2 separate regions of the Mus musculus genome follow, and region 2 is linked to region 1. Evidence: chromatin loops called from intact Hi-C (ENCODE). Cell type or tissue: left cerebral cortex. All regions are shown on one strand. Each heading gives the region's core, and the rest is flanking DNA. Links, peaks and the distances in the headings are about the cores only. Region 1 holds the start of Rrm2 (ribonucleotide reductase M2). Region 2 holds the start of Kidins220 (kinase D-interacting substrate 220).

What was found. Hi-C counts contacts between places; a loop is a spot of excess contacts. Peaks named below come from ENCODE experiments on the same cell type or tissue, not always from the same donor. Only the 100,000 strongest peaks of a DNase experiment are listed, where the experiment ranks them.
Region 2: a loop joins it to region 1, with 7 times the contacts of the local background. A loop is called at or near these places in 3 of 42 quality-filtered maps.

What each region holds. Positions count from the first base shown.
Region 1 is chr12:24,703,937-24,714,271 of GRCm38, forward strand. Rrm2 (ribonucleotide reductase M2) reads left to right here and starts at 4,318. Exons shown (of 10, transcript NM_009104.2): 1 at 4,318-4,509; 2 at 4,624-4,698; 3 at 5,003-5,149; 4 at 5,389-5,505; 5 at 6,421-6,554; 6 at 7,511-7,605; 7 at 7,733-7,866; 8 at 8,725-8,829; 9 at 8,925-9,038; 10 at 9,144-10,210. The coding sequence starts at 4,411. The coding sequence ends at 9,296. In left cerebral cortex, for the core only: CTCF peaks have their summits at 4,748 (motif pointing right), 6,400 (motif pointing right) and 6,955 (motif pointing left); DNase peaks (open chromatin) are centred at 4,291, 4,660, 6,408 and 6,911; H3K4me3 peaks cover 1,007 bases; H3K27ac peaks cover 294 bases.
Region 2 is chr12:24,970,562-24,980,896 of GRCm38, forward strand. It overlaps Kidins220 (kinase D-interacting substrate 220), which reads left to right and starts at 4,371. Exons shown (of 32, transcript NM_001081378.1): 1 at 4,371-4,501. Gm36236 (a long non-coding RNA gene) reads right to left here and starts at 5,036. Exons shown (of 2, transcript XR_381341.3): 1 at 4,798-5,036; 2 at 1,624-4,552. In left cerebral cortex, for the core only: CTCF peaks have their summits at 4,306 (motif pointing left) and 5,052 (motif pointing left); DNase peaks (open chromatin) are centred at 4,350, 4,808 and 5,017; H3K4me3 peaks cover 1,995 bases; H3K27ac peaks cover 1,297 bases.

The DNA of each region.
Region 1 (10,335 bases), core at 1,118-9,117:
CAAAGTGAGTTCCAGGACAGTCGGGGCTATACAGAGAAACCCTGTCTCAAAACAACAACAACAAAAATTAAAGTTTATGTTGAGCTGAGGATTGCAGGGTTGGGTGATAGATACCTTTAGTCTCAGCAGAAGGTGGATCTCTGAGTTTGAGGCCAGCTGGTCTACAGAGAGAGTTTCGGGACAGACAGGACTATGTAGAGAGGCCCTGTCTCAAAACAACAGCAACAACAAAACAAAGCCAAAGCAAACAAATGAGAGAGAGAGAGAGAGAGAGAGAGAGAGAGAGAGAGAGAGAGAGAGAGAGAACAAGTAAGCAAAGAAATCCCAAGAAAGTGGGTGGGTCAAGGGCATCCAGTGGGTGAGTGACAGGCTCTTCCATTCCATCACAGTGGACACTCTTGTAGCTCTTCCTGGGAAGTCCATCATTGCCTCATTGCAAGGCTGATTCCCCTGTTTTTCCACTCGTTGCCTCTTATTTAATAACCGTTTAGCTAAGCGGGCCGTCAGAGTGGCCAGAAGTTCCCTCCGAATCTGACTTTGTCCTCCTCTCAAGTGGTGGGATCCCCACTGTACTTGCAAATCTTTGCGTAGGTCGCTCCAGGTCTCCAGTTCAGAAGTTCATTTCCTTCTCCCCCCACCCTATGAACACACAGAACATACACCTTGTATTACGAAAGAAGAGACTCAACCGGGCATGGTGGCGCATGCCTTTAATCCCAGCACTTGGGAGGCAGAGGCAGGCAGATTTCTGAGTTCAAGGCCAGCCTGGTCTACAGAGTGAGTTCCAGGACAGCCAGGGTTACACAGAGAAACCCTGTCTCAGAAAATCAATTTAAAAAAAAAAAAAAAAAAGAATAGACTCAATAGAGGGCTAACCCTGGGTTCAATTCCCAGCACCATCTAAAACAGGAATGAATAAACCAGGCATACTAGCACACACCCCAGGCAGAGTAGCACACACCCGTGACCTGAATACTGAGGGGGTGAGGACAGGAAGAGCAGAAATTCAGGGCCATCCCCAACTACAATGCTGAGTTGAAGGCCAGCCTGAGATTCATAAGACCCTGTCTTATGAGTAAATAAACAAAGAATTAAAAAAAAAAAAAAAAAGCCAAAGTTGAGCCTAGAGAGATGACTCAGCAGTTAAGAACACAGGATGTTCTTGCAGAGGACTTGGGTTCAGTTCTCAGTACCAACATGTTAACTCCAGTTCCAGAGGACCCAACACCTTCTTCTGGCCTCTTCAGACATACATACAGGCAGGCAAAACTCTCATACACACAAAATAAAATAAAACAAAATACAAAGTAAATGGTCTGTAAGCTGGACTTGGTGGTGTACCTTTGATCCCAGGAGTCAGAGATAAGCAGACCTCTGTGAGCTCAAGGTCAGCCTGGTCTATACAATGAATTCTAGGCTAGCCAGGGCAACATAGTAAGATGCTGTTTTGTTTTGTTTTTTTTTAAGAAAAAAAAAAAAAAGCAAATTGTAGATGATACCTTCTCACTACTCAGCGTTTGAACAGCTGACCCTAAAACTAAAGCTGTTCTCTAACATCCCAGCGCCGTATTTATACCTAACTAACGTTTCTCAGTATCATATAATACTATTCAGTTGTGAAAGGAATGCAAGTTGCCAAGATCAAACTGGGGCTGCTTGTGTCAGCCCTAACCAGTCAATAAAGCCAGGAGGTTAAGAAGGAAGGGCTGGGGCTGGTACAGCGAGTGCCGCCAGAACCACAGAGGCTTGCACAGAGAGCACCCCTGCAAGCACGTCCGCCCCACGTGTTCAGCCTTGGACTGTTAGTCACTCTGGCCATGGATCGTTATCTTAATAATGTGTGGTGGTGCCCTAGGAAAATGATGTTGGGTCTCCTGGAACTACAATTTTGGATGGTTGTGAGCCATCAAGTGGGTGATAGGAACCTTTGAGGGAGCAAGTTTTTCTCAACTACCCAAGCCAACTATTCTGCTTCCTAAATTCTTTCTTATTTATTGATTTATTTGGAGGCCAAGTCTCATTATACAGCCTCAGATGACCTGGAGCTCACTATGTAGACCAGGCTGGCCTCCAAATCATGACTTGCTTCTGCCTGCTAGTGCTGAGTCGAGAGGCGTGGCGCCTGCTGTTTACTCTTTCTGTACGCTGGGAACATTCCTAATTGCTGGGATTAAGAGCAAGTGCCACCACCTCGGGCACAGGTCACTTTCAAGTACTGGGAAGAAAGCAATGAATTTCGCACATGTGTAGAAGGGAGTGAAGCAACTGCAAGTTGGAGACAGCAAATGGACACTGGTGGGCGAACCCTGGGGAGTTCTCTTTTCCTTGCTTTCTTTTTTATATTTTTTGGGATATATGTAGTCCTGGCTGTCCTGGAACTCATTTATATAGACCAGGGTGGCCTCAAACTCAAAAGATCTGCCAGCTTCTGCCTCACAGATGCTAAGATTAAAGACCAGGGCCATCATGCCCTGCTCGGTTTTTCCGTATGTTGGGAACATTACTAATAAAAAGGTGCGAGTGTCTGACAAGATGTCTCAGCAGCCAACCCTAACCTCATAAATTCCACCCCTGTGACCCCACAGAATACAAGAGAACCAACTTCCATAAGTGGGCCTCTGACCTTCGCACTACACCCTCGTCTCACACAAAATTAATTTAAAAAGAAGAAAGAAAAGGAGTTAGCAAGGGTCTAAAGTTGTGGGACCTTGGGTAGTTTCCAGGTCCCTCAGGCCTTTACTTCAGTTACCTATAAAACAGGCCTAAAAATACCCGTTTTCCCTTTCCATCTGGATTAAACATGTATATGATGATCAAGCTGTACAGGGACTGTGAGTGCTGACAGCTGAGAGGATTTGGCGGGGAAACGCTGGATGCCTGCGGGGACTCGGTTTCCACATCTAAGGTCACCTGAAAGCGGACTTGCCCTTGAGTGACCGCAGCGCGCGCGGGCCGGTGGGGCTGGGAATCTTGAAGTTGAACCAACCAATCACAGAGCAGAGGTTAAAAACCGCGCCAGAAGCAAAAGCGCTCAGCTCCTGACAGGTCCCGGTACAGGGGAACCTAGGCGGGGCTGCCCACTAAGCTCAGCCTGCTTGGCGGGAGGAAGAGGCGTTTGGAGGAGGTTGTGAGCAGGGAGAAGAGAATGGCGGCGACCTTCTCCTTCCCTCAGTGGTCGAGTGTTATTTTAGTAGCCAGACCTCATTTGTACTGAGTACACCAGGAGCTAGAGGAGCCAAAGGCAAACCCCTCGGATAACGGAGGAATGGAATGTGAATTAGAAATTATATGTTAAAAAAAAGAACTGACAATTTTGCTAGAGGTGATTTAAAATATTTATCGATATGGCCCAGTTAGCTTAGCATGGAAGAAGTCCTGGGTTTTGTCCCCAGCATCAATAAATTGTGCAGCGGTGGATGCCGCCTGCTTTAACTTTGAGCTGCCACATGGTGTTCAGAGATTTTTTACAGCATCTACAGTGAGAGAACTTAGGACACAAGCAGAGGGGAGCCTCCCCTCGTCCTCTTTTAAAATATTTGACCTGGGAGAGTCAGTGGAGCCTTCCCAGGTTCCACGTTTTTCCCCGGGATCTCAGTGTCCCATCTCAGCGCTTTATCTCTGGTATCTTGGACCCCGTAGGGCAAATCAGAAAGATGGAAACTTGAGTTCTTGTCTCCACCCTCACCACAGGAATTTGCAGATTCGTCTTTAGACTACTGGACGCCCAGAGTCGTAAAATGAATGTATGACTCGTCACCATCCTGTGAGCTTCCTGGAATTTGTAATCGTCTGGCAGCTTTTAAACTAATTGGGACAGAGGGGACAGGGGTCTGACAGGAGGGGCAGGGTAGAAAAGGAACCCAAGGCTGCATCCGTACCCCTTCATGAGTTTGAAGACAGCTTTTTAGGGAACCCTAGTTTGAGGACCCCCTTAATCCCACAAGGCCGGTGCGATTGCTCGGGACCCCGAATCTCTTTAAGAAACCAGGGTCCCCCGCACCCCTCTACTTGGGACATGAAGACAGTCAAGGCGACGTGTCCCAGAGGCCAGCAGCGTCACTCCACCCTTGGCACCAACCTCAGCGGCAACGCCCGCCCGGCGACCCCCTGCGCGCTCAATCCCCAAGGCTCTCGCAATCCTAACCGGTTCCGGCCCCGCGAGCGCCCGCGCACCCGGCCGGCGCAGGCTCCTTAAAGGTCTTTGTGCGGAAGGCCTGCGGCGCAACTCAAATCTCCCGCGCTGGGCGGCGAGCGGGGTCAGCGGCGTCCAATGGGAGGCGAGGCCACGCCCCCTCGGAGCGCGCGGTTGGGTGGCTCTTTAAAGGGCGCGGGCGCTGGCAGTCGGCGGTGCACCGGATTCCAGCTGTTTTCGCCTGCTCCTCGCCGTCTCCGCCGCTGCCCTCGTTCGCCATGCTCTCCGTCCGCACCCCGCTCGCCACCATCGCTGACCAGCAGCAGCTGCAGTTGTCGCCGCTGAAGCGACTCACCCTGGCTGACAAGGAGAACACGGTGAGGGCGGCCCAGGTGCCGGCTGGGTTGGATGTGCACTGGCAGGTCGTGGGTTCCCGGACCCGGGAGGGTGGAGGGTGCCTACCGCCATTCACCACGCGTGTCCCCCTACAGCCCCCGACTCTCAGCAGCACCCGCGTCCTGGCCAGCAAAGCTGCGAGGAGAATCTTCCAGGACTCCGCCGAGCTGGTGAGTGGCCCGTGTGGGGCTGAGGTGGGTCGCTTAGGCTCCCAGTAGAGGGCGCCCGCTCGTTGGCGCTAAATCTGCATTGTCCCAGCTGAATTATTTGACTCTTCTTTCCCGCCAAAGTGTCTCCTCAGAATGTCCTACTCGGGTCGGCCTATGGTAATAGTAGAGTGCAGCGTGACAGCTAAGCACACGAGATTACCAATCGTTGAAAGTACTCGATCTGATGAGACACTGGCTAGCAGTTTCCTGCGGTTCGGTTGGCATTTGGGGGTTGGTTCACTTGGCACTCTCTCTCATCCAACAGGAAAGTAAAGCGCCTACTAACCCCAGCGTTGAGGATGAGCCGTTACTGAGAGAAAACCCCCGCCGCTTCGTTGTCTTTCCCATCGAGTACCATGATATCTGGCAGATGTACAAGAAAGCCGAGGCCTCCTTTTGGACTGCCGAGGAGGTAATCGTTCAGGACTTGCTGTGTGTCAGAAGGCTCCCGCATGGCCGTCACAACTTTTTGCCCTTGGGAATGGTAGCTCACTGAGATATTGGGTGTTCCCTGAAACAAAGGGAATAATGGATGTGAAGAATTCGGTAATGAGATGGTTTGGGGGACTTCAGTTTTAAAGTGTGTGTGTATGAGAGAGAGAAAGAGAGAGAGACCTACAGACCTGCTAATCGTGAACTTCTAAACTTCAGGTGGACCTTTCCAAGGATATTCAGCACTGGGAAGCTCTGAAACCCGATGAGAGACATTTTATATCTCACGTTCTGGCTTTCTTTGCAGCGAGTGATGGCATAGTCAATGAGAACTTGGTGAGTTGGCATGAAATACCCATAATTCACTTAGATCCAGAACTGGTTCCTGGCTCTCTATCTTTTGCCCTGAAGCGGGGCTGGAGGGATAGATGACTGACTCCAGTCTCCGCTCTGGTTAACACACTTCCTGCTTGGGCGGAAGACCCAGGTTCTGTTATGAGTTACCCCTGTTGGACTGCTTCCCATCTGCTGGTGAGCTCCTCTCACCAAGGCAACTCTGACCTTGGGCACTTGCCTATACATGCACGGACCCATTCCCAGGCAAGCACAAGCAAAACAAACTTTTTAAGAGCTATGAATGTTATGTTAACGTTCATCATGTTAGTCTTTCCCTCTGCTAAGGAGCAGTAGTGAGTTTTTCTCTTTGTACCTACATGCTTAACTTTTTGTGGATTTCTATAAGACTTTGGTTGTATACTTCTTAACTCTAAGTGGGTCCTTGGAATGAACTGAAACAGAATTAGGGAATAACAGTGTTAAAAGAAACCCTGTGGGGCCTGGTGTGTGCCACAGAGGTTAGGAGCACATGATAGTTTTGTTAAAATAAATGGCAAACTAGGAGTTATGTGTTTCCTAATTGGTAAATTGAGCGTATGACGTGAAATAATGAGCTTGCTTGCAAATCATGAAGAACTAATAAAAATATAGGATTAAACTGTATTAAATATATACCTGGGTTTTTTGTTTTGTTTTACTTACATTTTTGAAGCAAGGTCTCACAGTAATCCTGGCTGGCCTAGAATAGAATTCAGTAAGTACACCAAAATGGCCTCTTACTCAGATTCCCCCTTCACTGTTGCTGCAGGCCTAGGAACAATCCCAGCAGGCCGGGCCACTCTACTGGTAGTGTGGAGAAAGTGAAGCAACCAGTAGTTCTTCAAATTTAACTTTGGCTCATTTTACTACCACTAGGTGGAGCGATTTAGCCAAGAAGTTCAAGTTACAGAGGCCCGCTGTTTCTATGGCTTCCAAATTGCCATGGAAAACATACACTCTGAAATGTACAGTCTCCTTATTGACACTTACATTAAAGATCCCAAGGAAAGGTGAGTATCCACACACTCTGCCAAGGTGCCTGGGACTCACTCACTGCTTTATTTCCAGTATTTTTGCTCATAAAGGGGAAATGAGCAGAATGACAAGCGGACTGTCAGTAGATGTTTCTATGACCCTTAGTCAAGACTGCCTCCAGCTTTTGTGTGTGGTAGCTTGTGTCTATTTCCAGCTCCCAGAGATCAGTGCAGCAGCATTGTCAAGAAGTCAAAGGCTAGTCAGACTGCATACTGTGTCAAAAACAAAACCAACCCCAGGGGCTGGAGAGATGACCACTGAGGTTTAGAAGGCACTGTGGCTCCTGCAAAGTATGGTTTACTGCTTACCAGTTTTAGTTCTTAGCTCCCACGGGACACCTCACAAGGCTGTAAGTCCAGTCACAGGGAAGTGGTGCCCTCTTCTGGCCTCCATGGGCATCACACATAAGGTGTCTGACACGTTAAGGCAAAACATACATTAAAAGTTAAGTTTAAAGCCGGGCGGTGGTGGCGCACACCTTTAACCCCAGCACTTGGGAGGCAGAGGCAGGCAGATTTCTGAGTTTGAGGCCAGCCTGGTCTACAGAGTGAGTTCCAGGACAGCCAGGGCTACACAGAGAGACCCTGTCTCAAAACCAAAACCAAAAAAAACCAAAAACAATTAAATTTAAAGACGTGGCTATGAATGAGTATGAAACCAAAGTGGAGGTGAGGGGAATTGCTTTAGACAATATTGAGTCAAAAGGTTTATTTTAGACCAGTTTAGCTGACATTGCTCTGCTAGGACATTATAGAAAAATTAAGAAGGCGTTTGTGTTATGGAGGGAGACTGGGAAGGACTGGTAGGGTTATGGTGGCAGTGAGTGCCAGGATGGGAAGCAGACGTGGAAGTAATGAATCAGGCCTACGCTGTGCCTGTTGTGTTGCCAGGGCTCTGCAGTATCCATTCATGCTATACTTTCTGCCTGCAGAGAATATCTCTTCAATGCTATTGAAACAATGCCTTGTGTGAAGAAGAAGGCTGACTGGGCCTTGCGCTGGATTGGGGACAAAGAGGCTACGTATGGTGAGGACCCTTTCCTTTTTCCTCCTCAAGCCCAGGCTTGATTGTCCAAGTAATGTCACTGGATTATTGGCCTGTGCTGAGAATACCGAGGCCTCACCGGGAACGTTTTCGTGTTGACTCTTGCTAGGAGAACGCGTTGTGGCCTTTGCCGCCGTAGAAGGAATCTTCTTTTCCGGTTCTTTTGCATCGATATTCTGGCTCAAGAAACGGGGGCTGATGCCGGGCCTTACATTTTCCAATGAGCTTATTAGCAGAGACGAGGTGAGTCTGAAGTAGCTTTCTAACCTGGGGCTCTTAGATACACATCTACTGATGGGGACCTGAGAAGTGAGGTGTGGCCACTTTCAAAAGGGATTGTAATGTGTGAACCTTTGCCTGCAAAGGACAAAGGGGAGGAGGATGACCTCGGGACCGGGTGGTTTTGAGCTGTAATGTAGGTGCTGGGACCTGAACCTGGGTCCTCTGCAAAAGCAGCAAATGTCCCTTGTAACTGTTGAGCCATTCCAAGTCTTGGGGATCCAGCCTAGGCTTTCATACTTGCTAGGCAAGTATTCCGCCACATTCCTAGCCCTGTATCCATATTTAATGTAGGAATCCATACAATCCTCAGCAAAGGATAAGATACCTTAAGTAACTTATTAAACCACTGACTTCCTAGTACATATATTCCTGTTATCCCGTAGACTCGAGTGTACAAACTGAAAGTTCTTAGTAGAGCCTGTGGCTGTGAAGAAACCTCTGGGTATCAGAAGGGAAGGGCCCCGGCCCTGTGTAATAATAGGTGTCAGGCAGCCTTGAGTTGGGCTAGCCTATTCCTCGCTTTCATAATTGGCCGTGAAATACATGGTTTATTTCCCTCACCTGCATTGTTGGATTTTGTGGCTGGCTTGGAACAATGTGGGCCGAACTGGCCTCAAATTCATGGTGATCTTGTCTCTGGCTCCAGAATGCTAAGATTGCAGGTGTGTTACCACCACACCCGGGCTTAAATACCTTTCTCTGGATAGGTTAAGTGCTCTCTGTGTGGCCAGATAAGTCACAGGAGACTGAGGAGGGTGGATAAGTCATGCTTGTGAACAGTAGAGCCCCACGGTGACCTTGAACGACTCTCTCTTCTAGGGTTTACACTGTGACTTTGCCTGCCTGATGTTCAAGCACCTGGTACACAAGCCAGCAGAGCAGAGGGTCCGAGAGATAATCACCAACGCCGTTAGGATAGAGCAGGTGAGTGACTGCGTGCAGGTTGTCCTTGTCCTTGCTGCGGGGCGGGGGTGTCCTCGGGCTTCGGGGTGCTCAGCGCCCCTTTGCTTGCCCTCTAGGAGTTCCTCACGGAGGCCTTGCCCGTGAAGCTCATCGGGATGAACTGCACTTTGATGAAGCAGTACATTGAGTTTGTGGCCGACAGGCTTATGCTGGAGCTGGGTTTTAACAAGGTAAAGTGTTATTTATGGCCTCCACCCTCTGCTGTCTGTCGTCTTGTCTCTTTCTTCTTTCTTTCACTTGTTTTCAGCATTTATATATTGGTGTGACTTTTTCAGATTTTCAGAGTAGAAAATCCGTTTGACTTCATGGAAAATATCTCACTAGAAGGAAAGACAAACTTCTTTGAGAAGCGAGTAGGCGAGTATCAGAGGATGGGAGTCATGTCGAATTCGACAGAGAACTCTTTTACCTTGGATGCTGACTTCTAAGTAACTGATCGTGTGTTCTTCGCTGATTTTTGTCCCCTTGCCATTAAAAGAAACCAGCAAAAACAACCAACTGGCTACACCATGAATTGTCATTAAATTTGCTAAACAGGTGTCTAAAAAGCTGTGTAGCTACCTCAGTCCTGTTTGCCAGGCTGGTCACTAGAAGAAAGTATACTTCAAACAATGGGTACTTGGATCCTTAGGGAGATCCTGTCCTTGGCTTTTACAAGTAGTGTGGTCACCTTTGACCTCATCAAAGTACTAACAGCACTGGGCCAGGTTTTAGGAGCAGTGACCATCAAGCAAGCAGGTTTAAACATTTAGATGCTGTTTAGGGCTGTTTAAAGATGTCGGACTGCTTCCTGCAGGCATGCAGGGTCTACTTAACAAGTTTGTAAATAAAATTGGCACTTTGCACACACACACACATAGTGCTGTCAGGCGATTAAACTATACATTTTATGAGGTAGTACCTCTATGCTTTTTTTTTTTTTTTTTAATGCTCAGTATTATCTTGAAGTTTGCAAATGCTATGATGGTACAGTAAATTCTGACATTTGCCCTAATAGTGTCACTTTTTTTTTTTCTTCGAGACAGAGTTTCTCTGTATAGCCCTGGCTGTACGGAATTCACAAGTGAGTTTGAGCCCAGTGGTGGGTACACCCGTGGGACTCTTACAAACCAAAACAGGAAAAGCAAGTGTTCCCTGAGGTAGTTTACTGTGATCTAGCTTCCTCATGAACTGACATAACCCTGATCAGTTTCCTTGATTATTGTATAGATGTTTTTGTAATATGAAAAGCCTTTGTACCTTTTAAATTATTGTTACTTAAAATTAATAAACTCTTGAATTAACAGTCTTGAACTTTCATGGCATACAAGTATTAAATGATTTAACTAAAACCTTAATGTCAGTCCTTTGGGTAAAATGTACATCTCTTTATTTACATCCCAAATGCTCCCCTGCTTGGTCTGCCCCACCCCCACGGCCCACACAAGAGAATCCTTCCCCACCCCCAAGTTTACTTTTTGCTTTTTG
Region 2 (10,335 bases), core at 833-8,832, 270 kb after region 1:
TGTGGAGAAGGAGAGGAAGGTAGGAGGTGTGGCCTACTTGGAGGAAGTGAAAGGGTCACTGTACTGGCTGGTTTTGTGTGTCAACTTGACACAAGCTGGAGTTATCACAGAGAAAGGAGCTTCAGTTGAGGAAATGCCTCCATGAGATCCAGCTGTAAGGTATTTTTCAATTAATGATCAAGTAGGGAGGGCCCAGACCATTGTGGGTGGTGCCATCCCTGGGCTGGTAGTCTTGGGTTGTATAAGAAAGCAAGCTGAGCAAGCCAGTAAGCATCATTCCTCCATCCCCTCTACATCAGCTCCTGTCTCCAAGTTCCTGCCCTGTGTGAGTTCCTGTCCTGACTTCCTTTAGTGATGAACAGCAACGTGGAAGTGTAAGCTGAATAAACCCTTTCCTTTCCAATTTGCTTCTTGGTCATGATGTTTTGTGCAGGAATAGAAACCCTGACTAAGGCAATCACTCAGGGTGTGACCTTCTATATGTTACCTTGGTCTTTCCCTCTATTCCTTTCTCTCCCTCCACCACCTGTTCATAGTATCATGATGTTCTACCTAAACTATGAGGCCAAGTCCCCACAGACTGCTAATCCCATGAAAGTTATGAGTCTAAATAAATTCTTCCTGTCTTAAGTGAGTTGTTTCAGATGTCTTATCACAGTGACACAAAAGTAACTTAAACAGCAGCATTTATCACTCATCAAGGCAAACACCCCCAGAGCATCTCTGTATTAGTATCTTTTCTTCCTGCTGTGACAAAGTCTCTGACAGTGGCAACATGGAAGGAAGGGAGGGAGGGAGGGAGGAAGGAAGGAAGGAAGGAAGGAAGGAAGGAAGGAAGGAAGGAAGGAAGGAAGGAAAGAAGAAGGAAGGGTCTATTTCGGCTCCCAGTTGGAGGTAGAGTTCATGGCAGCAGGGAAGCTGGGGCTTGAAGCAGCTGGGCCATGTCCATCAGCAGCCAGAAAGCAGGGGGTGAGGGATGCTGGTATTCAGGTCTGTGTCACCCATGTCTAGGGCTTCCCAGCTCAACCTAATCTAGAAACTTCCTCATAGATACCCTCAAAGGTTGTCGCTTGGCTGACTCTAGATCCTGTTGATAGTTTAACTACCACAATCTCCAATACCACTCTTCGTTTCAACATTGTTTAGAGTATGAGTTGACCAATGAAGTTTATGCTTCATATCTCGATTAAGAAGCCAGAGAATCCTAAGTGGTAATAGAAAAGAAGCTGACACTTCAAATTTTTATGTGTTTGCCAAATTCTTGGTAACGAATACATATTCATCTTATTTGCTTCTTAAAAATACTTAACTTTCTAACTCCTCTGGGCTGGGGGAATGGGGTGCCATAAGAGAGAAGGAGTCAGATGCCCTGTAACTGAATTTATAGGCAGCTATTAGGCCACCAATGTGGGTGCTGGAACCAAACTCAGATTCTCTGCAAGAGCAGGTGCTATGAGCTATCTCTCCAGCTGTCCATATTTACTTTAAATCATAGAAGAGTAACACTGTAGCTGAGGCCGGCCTTAAATTGACAGCAATCCTCCTGCCTCAGTCTCCCCTATGCAGTGGAATTATAAGTATGATCTATCATACCAGCCAAGAAAGAACCATTTTAGAGCAACATAGTGTATAAAACATGTTGAGATTTCTGTGGAAAATATGCTAGACAATGAAACTGAAGCCACAGAGAAAGATTAGACCGTTGAAGTCATCAGGCCAGGTGCTGATGCTATGGAAAAAGGACCCGAGGGCGATCAAATTACAGCCTTGTTGGAGAGAGTGGCAAGGAGTGGAAAGATAATGCCTATTTTTCCTTCTCCATAAAAACACATGACAAGAAGGTAAGCCAGACTCTCAAAGCCGCTGATTCAGAGTCTTGGGTTGTTGAGTGATTCCAGAATCAACCCCACTGGGTGTGTCTCTTGGAAAGATCTAGGCAGGCTACATGAACCAGAGAAAGACCAGAGAGCAAGGGAAGAGGCATGTCTTTGAGACAAAACTGAGGAGGAAACCTTAGTTCTGCAGTAGTTCGATTGCAAGACTGGGTATGAGGGTCCATAGCGTGGAAGGGACCAGGGGCTGGCAAATCCTTGTTATCAAAATGAAACTTTCCCCTGAATCAGAGTAACCGTTCAGAGGCAGGAGGTAGAGGATAGAAACGTGTAGATTAACCCTGCTTCACCTAGGACTGCCCTGCAAACACTGCCTTCTTATCTCTCCCAATCCCCACAACATTTTGAATGCTTCTAAAAATCACTTTTATAAAATGTTATCTAGTCATTCTTAAATAATTAAAAAATTTATTTTATGGAAGGAATGCCTTATCCCTATAATTAAAAGGAAAAGGTCTGAGAGTTTTACCCCAATTCCTGTTCAGACCTGTCTGGTCCATGGCAGGGCAGGGGCTGGCTTTATAATTGTTGGAATGTGTTCCCAGCCTCCCTTGCCTCTCCTCACTGAGCCCACTCTGCATCCTGGTACCCTAACCTGCAGTTCCTAACCACAGTGCTTTCCAGATCAGCCCTAGGGAAGAATGGTGTGCTCCCTGAATGTCTGCAGGGATTTGGTTTCAATGATGGGAAGAAAGGTAGGTCGCCGAGCTGGGCTTGTGTCTGAGACCAAAGGCAATCAGTGGGATGTGCTTGCCCCTCATTCTGGTTTCCCCGCTGGAGGCAGAGAGCTCTGTGTAGGAAAGCATGAGCCTGGTCCTGTCTAAAGCCAGCTTCCTGGCTTGTGGAAGTCATCCCATTAATCTACTTGTCCCTCTGCACAAGTTAAAGGTACATGAAGGAGGGTCTGGGAGACTTGCATGAGAAATGAGTTGGAAGGCTAGGGCCAGGAACCTTCAGCCAATCTTTCTCAAATGTGAGCTGAGCCCCTGGGGGTAGCCCCCAAGGGCACAGGAACTACATTTCTGCAGCTATTTCTCTTCAGTGAGATCTTTTCAGTGACCTCTCTCACCCCTTGATAACATTCTCCCTCCCCTTCCCTCCCTTCTCTCCTTCCTTCCTCTTCTTCATCTTCTTCTTCTTCCTCCTCCTCTTGAGACAGGGTTTCACTATGCAGCCAGCCTCTAACTCACAGAGATTCCCCCTGCCTCTGCTTCTGAGTGCTGAGGGCAAAGGTGTGTACCACGAAGCCCAGTGTGTCTATTAGCAGAAAATACTGGCCAGTTTGCCCTGGCAGGGTTTGAAGGGGAAGGCAGGCAGAACAGGGCAAGGTCTGTGAGGGCACGCCTTCCAAGAGCCTCACTCCCAGGTGCTGTGGGGAACGGGCTCCACGGATGGGGGGGGCAGTACTGAAGAGTTTAACTGAGAAGTGCTTAGTGTCCTGACAGATAAGAAGAGTTCTGGGTAGGGAGAGGAGTTGAGAGAGTCGGCAGCCCATGGGGGAGTAAAAGGTTTAAAATAGATCTGAGTGATTAACACAGGAACTGCTTAGACAGTATGGGGTGATATGTGAGATAACTTTCCACTTCCTGTGGGGGTCCCACTCACTTCCGGAGATGGATCAGGAGGGAGCCTATAATATCGGCCATATTGGGGATGAGACTGACCGTGGGCAGAACTCTGGAACTCTGAATTAATTAAGGTAGGTGGAACCTGGGAAGGAGTACCATGCCTGGAAGAAGACTAGGAAATGGGTGTCAGGAGGCCCTTTGAAGGGAATATTGCCAGGATGGGGTTGCTGATGGTGGTCAGGGATCAGTTAATAGCATTTGGTGATACTTCTGCAGAGGTGGGAAGAGCAAAGTCTGGAAGGGCCTTGGGGGGTTGGGGCGGGGGGTCCTCAGCTGGAAGGAGGCAGTATGGACGTCTGCGGAGGCAGTGCATTCTTCCGATGATGGAGAAGGCAGATTTCGGACTTCTGGACCCTGGAAGGAGGAACTAAGCGACTTTCATTTGCAAAGTGGGCAATGGCTTCCAAAGTTGTAATTGTTGTTTATTTCTCTGAATTATTGCTTATAATGCCAGGTACGGGTTATAAATTAACTTTCAAAAGCGCGAATGACAGGGAAAAATATTGCCTGGGGCACCTGTGAAAAATACACTAATTTAGCTGGGTCAGCTGGGAGGTGGAGGCAGGAGGATCGGGAGCGTAAAGGTCATTCTTGGCTACATAGCAAGTTTGAAGCCTGCTTGGGCGACTTTGACTCTGTATCAAAACCAACCCAACCCAACCCAACCTAACCCAACCCAAACCATCTGAAGCCAAACCAGGCAAAGAAGCAATGTTTCCATTCCTTTAAAATAGAGGGAAGGGCGTCCAAGCCACTTCAGCACCTGCAACTCCTCCCACACTGCCCCCTCCAGGAGGCGTGGCCACAAGGAGCACCGCCCACCACACGACCACGTGACCTGTCAGTTCCTGACTCCTAGGAAGATGGCCGCCGGGCGTGGTGCGGGCATAGCTGTGTGCTCTTGGCGTCTTGTCCTCTGACAAGGTCTGCGGCGCTGTTCTGCAGAGCTGAGGGCGCCGTCTTCGGCCAGGCCGTGACACGGTCAGTGCGGAGGCGGAGAGGTCGGGTGAGGCAGAGCGACAGTGTCCGAGGCTGGGGGAGGGGGGAGGGGAAAGGGAGACGAGTCTGTCGGTGGCACCGGAGAGGGGGAGGGGGCCGGGATCGGAGGCTGGGTGCGGGGCGTCCGGGCGTCGGGCGAGGTCGGTGCAGCCAAGCGCGGAAGGCAGGCGCTCCGGTGCGGCGTTCTCCCGTGGGCACTGACTCCAGGCCCAGGCCGCTTTCCTTGTTGTCACACCCATCACTTAGTGAGTCCCGCAGCCGGTGCCCCTGAGCCTTACCTTCTTGGTTGCTTTGCTTTCCAGGGAGGAGAAGTTGTTTTCTTCTGTGCTAAATTGCCGAACCCACTGCCCCCATTGTCCTGTGCAGGCTTTTAAACGCCTTGCAAGATGCCCGCAAGCCCCCGAATAGAACGCGTCCATGTTTGCTTTGTGGGGATTTGTATACATTTTTTTTCCCTAGGTTGTCTTCACGTTTAAACCATTTTAGACCATTTTCTCATTAATAACTGTTTGTGGAGCTCTCTGCCCCCTAGAGGTGCTTGCTAAAAATGCACCGGTTTTGCTTTTCAGAGCTTCCCATTTCTTGGTGTGGGGTGTGGCTGAGGAAAAACCTCTTGGAGGTGATTCTGATGGGTTAGTCCCCCGCTCTCTTTTTGACGCTACGAAAAAACAAAGCGTCTACAGTAAAAGGAAAAGACACATAATCTATTTTTAAGGGCAGTTGGGTGTCTGGTTCAGAGCCAAGACTGGAAATGCTGTGGCAAGGTGCGTTCTTTGTTCTCAAGCTTTACAACGACAGTCAGTCAACTTGATCAGACCGACTTGGGGGTCCTTGTTAAAAATTTGTTTCTGAGCTTCACCACAGGCCTGCAAAAATGGGACTATTTGGGTCAGGAGACAAATAATTGCACACCAGTTTGAGAATCCTTTTAAACACTCTGAGAATGGTTTCCAGATTTATCTTTGGCATCTCGTTTCCATAAATTCTTTTCTCTTTTTCATTTTTTTCTACCTTCCCTCCTTCCCTCCCTCCCTCCCTCCCTCCCTCCCTCCTTTTTCTCCTCCTCCTTCATCCCCCTCTTCTCCTTTTTTTCCTCTCCCTCCCTGGTCTTCTTAATATGTAGCCCTGGTCTGCTTGGAACTGATAGAGATCAGCCTGCTTCTGCCTCCCAGGCCCCTGTGCCACTACATCATTCTCTAGTTATCAGCTCTTTAAGGGTATCCCCACAGCCCCAATCAATTCTAAGGTGGCTGGTTGGAAGGGGCACACATATGTAACGAAATGCCTGCTGCCTTCTTTCCTAGACTTTCCCATTTCCTCCCACCTCTCCTCTTTTCTTTCCCTTCCATCCCTGCACGCATGGGTGCTCTTTCTCTGGTGTTCATGACAACAACACTAACATTGTTTTTCTTTCCCAGTCACATGGTCGTTTATTATTTTCCTTATCTCTGGATATTTTGTTCTGTCCAAAATTCAAACTTTGGGAATTCTATTTGGTTAAACGTAATGTCTTGCATTTCTTTTCCACTTTAATTGCCTGATTCCTTTCCTGTAGGCTGTCTGTTTTGGTCCCTAACTTGTGCCTAGAGTTCTGATTCTTTTTTTTTTTTTTTAAGTCTATATTGTGTATGCATGCACTGCTAAATTATATTTTTCTATATATGATCCCGTGTGAGCCTGCCATCCCCTTTTCCAGCTTTTGTTGAAGAATGTCAGTTTTATTTTTCTTCACTGAATTCCTGAATGTTTGGAAGGCACAAGCAGAAACCTTGGGGAAAGGAGGCTTCTGGGGTTGAGGAGAGGTCAGAATCCTGGGTAGCTTGATGACCTGTGTCTCAGGGGCCACACTGAGGCCGCACTGACGAAGAGACTTTCTCTGTTCATAGCTGTAAGCTCACTCTCTGATGATTGTGGTTTTACTTACACAGCATCAATCGTGGCCTGGACAGTTGTGTTTTTAAAGATGCATTTATTGCATTTACATGAGTACACTGTCACTCTCTTCAGACACACCAGGAGAGGACACCAGATACCATTACAATAGTTGTGAGCCACCATGTGGTTGCTGGGAATTGAACTCAGGACCTCTGGAAGAGCAGCCAGTTAGTGTTCTTAACCACCGAGCCATCTCTCCAGCCCTGACCTGGACAGTTTTAATTCCAATTCTGGACTGGCCCAGCTTATCTTTTGAGTGTCACATGTACAGATTGTTGTTATAGCCTTGTGTGCGGCTTATGGTAGAGAGTATGCTGTTGAGGGTGAAGGGCCCTCTCTGTGGACAAAGACACCCAAAAGAGGCTTCCTTATGTGTCTATGTCGTTACTGAACTTGACCATTCCCTCATGAGATCCTTCTTGTTCTAGGCCTGTAATGGGTTCTGAAGACATAACCGTGGAGACAGACTGTAAGCTTAAAGAGACACATATCTAAGCCATTGTGGACGTTGAAGCCATAGCTGTCACTTGTATGCAGGATATGTTTTGGATTATTGGGAGTATAAATGCTGGCATTCCAGGTTGATGAACATGGGCAAACTCATGATTCTACCAACACTGGGTTGGTTCTACCTTATGGTACTACCAGGCACTTCTCCAGCTGTTAGAAACTGAGTGGTGAACAGAGCCCTGATTCTTACTGAACTCTTTGGTGGAGTAGGGAAAGCAGGCTAAATAAGTAACTGGTACGTGGAGTCATGCTAAACACTATCCTGAAGAAAGCTAGTTATGGAATGGTGGTAGTAGTGGGAAGCAAGAGCTGTTTTATATGTAGAGGCTGGGGATGCTCTGGTCAGGTAACGTTTGTATGGAAACACAAGATGGCTTGAATAAAGTGAAGTGGAGACTGGTAGGAGATGAACCTAGGAGAAGGAGCAGTTTAAGCAAAACTAGAGCTAGGAGTGCCATGCCATGCAAGAATATGACACTGGCTTTTATTTTTTTATTATTTTCTTTAAATACATTTCAAATGCTATCTGGAAAGTTCCCTATACCCTCCCCCTGCCCTGCTCCCCTACCTACCCACTCCCACTTCTTGGCCCTGGTGTTCCCTTGTATTGGGGCATATAGAGTTTCCAAGACCAAGGGGCCTCTCTTACCAATGATGGCCGACTAGGCCATCTTCTGATACATATGCAGCTAGAGACACGAGCTCTGGGGGTACTGGTTAGTTCACACTGTTGTTCCACCTATAGGGTTGCAGACCCCTTTAGCTCCTTGGGTACTTTCTCTAGCTCCTCCATCGGGGGCCCTGTGTTCCATCCAATAGCTGACTATGAGCACCCACTTCTGTGTTTGCCAGGCACTGGCATAGCCTCACAAGAGACAGCTATATCAGGGTCCTTTCAGCAAAAAAAAAAAAAAAAAAAAAAAAAAAAAAAAAATTCCACCAGAGAACTCCTAAACCTGATAAACAGCTTCAGTGAAGTAGCTGGATATAAAATTAACTCAAACAAGTCAATGGCCTTTCTCTACACAAAGGATAAACAGGCTGAGAAAGAAATTAGGGAAACAACACCCTTCACAATAGTCACAAATAATATAAAATACCTTGGCATGACTCTAAGGAAGTGAAAGATCTGTATGATAAGAACTTCAAGTCTCTGAAGAAAGTAATCAAAGAAGATCTCAAAAGATGGATCTCCCATGCTCATGGATTGGCAGGATTAATATAGTAAAAGTGGCTATCTTGCCAAAAGCAATCTACAGATTCAATGCAATCCCCATCAAAATTCCAACTCAATTCTTCAACGAATTAGAAAGAGCAATCTGCAAATGATAGCAAAAACTCTTCTCAATGATAAAAGAACCTCTGGTGGAATCACCATGCCTGACCTAAAGCTGTACACAGAGCAATTGTGATAAAAACTGCATGGTACTGGTATAGCGACAGACAGGTAGACCAATGGAATAGAATTGAAGACCCAGAAATGAACCCATACACCTATGGTCACTTGATCTTTGACAAGGGAGCTAAAACCATCCAGTGGAAAAAAGACAGCATTTTCAACAAATGGTGCTGGCACAACTGGCAGTTATCATGTAGAAGAATGTGAATTGATCCATTCCTATCTCCTTGTACTAAGGTCAAGTTTAAGTGGATCAAGGAACTCCACATAAAACCAGAGACAGTGAAACTTATAGAGGAGAAAGTGGGGGAAAAGCCTGGAAGATATGGGCACAGGGGAAAATTCCTGAACAGAACAGCAGTGGCTCCTGTTAGCATTTTGAGTAGTTGTAATGCTGCTTATGTGGTTTTTAGACCCCTCCTTTCATATAGCACAAGCATTTTCAGTCAGTACAGTTTTTTTTTAAACATTTGATGACAGTCTATCAATCCCCTGTGCGTATTTGTCCCCAGTTTGTCCTATGTTTAAAATATGTATGCCTGAGTTTGTGTATACCATTTGCATGTAGGTACGCTGGGAAGCAGGCTCCCCTGGAACTAGAGTTGTAAGTGAAAGCGAGCAGGGAATTGGACCCAGGTCCTCTGAAGAGCAGTAAGTGCTCTTCCTCCTCCTCAGACTGTGCTCTTGTGGATCTTTGTCCACGGTTTTCCTGCTGCTAGAATTGCTTCCTGGGTGGGAAAGTATTGGATCACCTAACTTTTTTAAAAATAAAGCACATTGGTATAATTAATCTATATGTTATAGAATGTACCTTTGGGCTATGGTTTTGAATTTTGACAGGTCCATGTGATTATGTAACACCAGCACAGTCAAGAGAGGGAATATCCACTAACTCTCCAATTCTGCATTCCTATGCAGTGTCTCATCTTTTTTCTTATACCCTAGCAAATCCCTAATGTGTTCCTGTTTGGTCTGTGTGGTTCTTGTTCCAGGAGATTATATTTGCATGGACTCATATAGTGTAATAATAATATCTGCCTCTTGGTCCCCAAGGTAGAGGTACTTCCTGCATATAAAGCATGACCCCTATCAAGGACCCCAGAATTCTTAGCTCCTCACAGCATCAACTCAGTTAAGTCCTGTAAGCTCCGCAAATTCTAATGCCGTCTTCTAAATCCAGCATGATGGGGGCAGTGCTACAGTCAACCCAGCCCATGTGGGAGCCTGTGGGAGCCAGTCAGCCAGGCTGCAGGCACGTGTCTGTAATCACGTCACTGGGAGCCGAGGCAGGAGGATCTAGTTTGAGGCTAGCCTAAAAGATGTTTTAAGATCCTGTTTCAAAACCACACAAACAAACAAAACCTAAACCAATTCAACAAAACAGACAGGCAGACAGGCAGGCAGGCAGACAAAAGGACAAGTTACCTGTTCCAGAGTAGGTTAGAAGGAGCAACTTAATTCTCTTAGCAGAGGTAAAGTTTTTTATTTTGATGAACCCTGCTCTATCAGATTTCTCCTTTTTAATAGACTGTGCTTTCACTTTTGTGTCAAAGCAGTTTTCTTACCCAGAGGTTACAGAGACATTGTGCTTTCTTCAGCAGTTTTGTGCTTTGGGTGTTATATTTCGGTTAGTTTTCAGTTAGAACTTGTATAGTAGGCAAAGTAAGGGCTGAAGGTTTTGCATTTAGATGTCCCGTGAGCAGACTACTTAAACAGTTTTAGAATATACTTATTTATCCTCTGACAATTTAATGTACATATACAGTATATCTTGTATTGTACACCTACCCCACCCCCTCCACTTCCTCCAGATGCCCTCCAAAGTTCTGCTTTTCCTAACTTATCCTAGTTTTGGTAGTGCTCCTCGAGCAAACAGGACACCTTTCTAGTGGTGGAGGCTGGTAGAGAGCTAGGTGGTCAAGGGGTGGGAGCAGGGTTACTGTAGGGCAGCTGAGCTTACTACTTTCATACT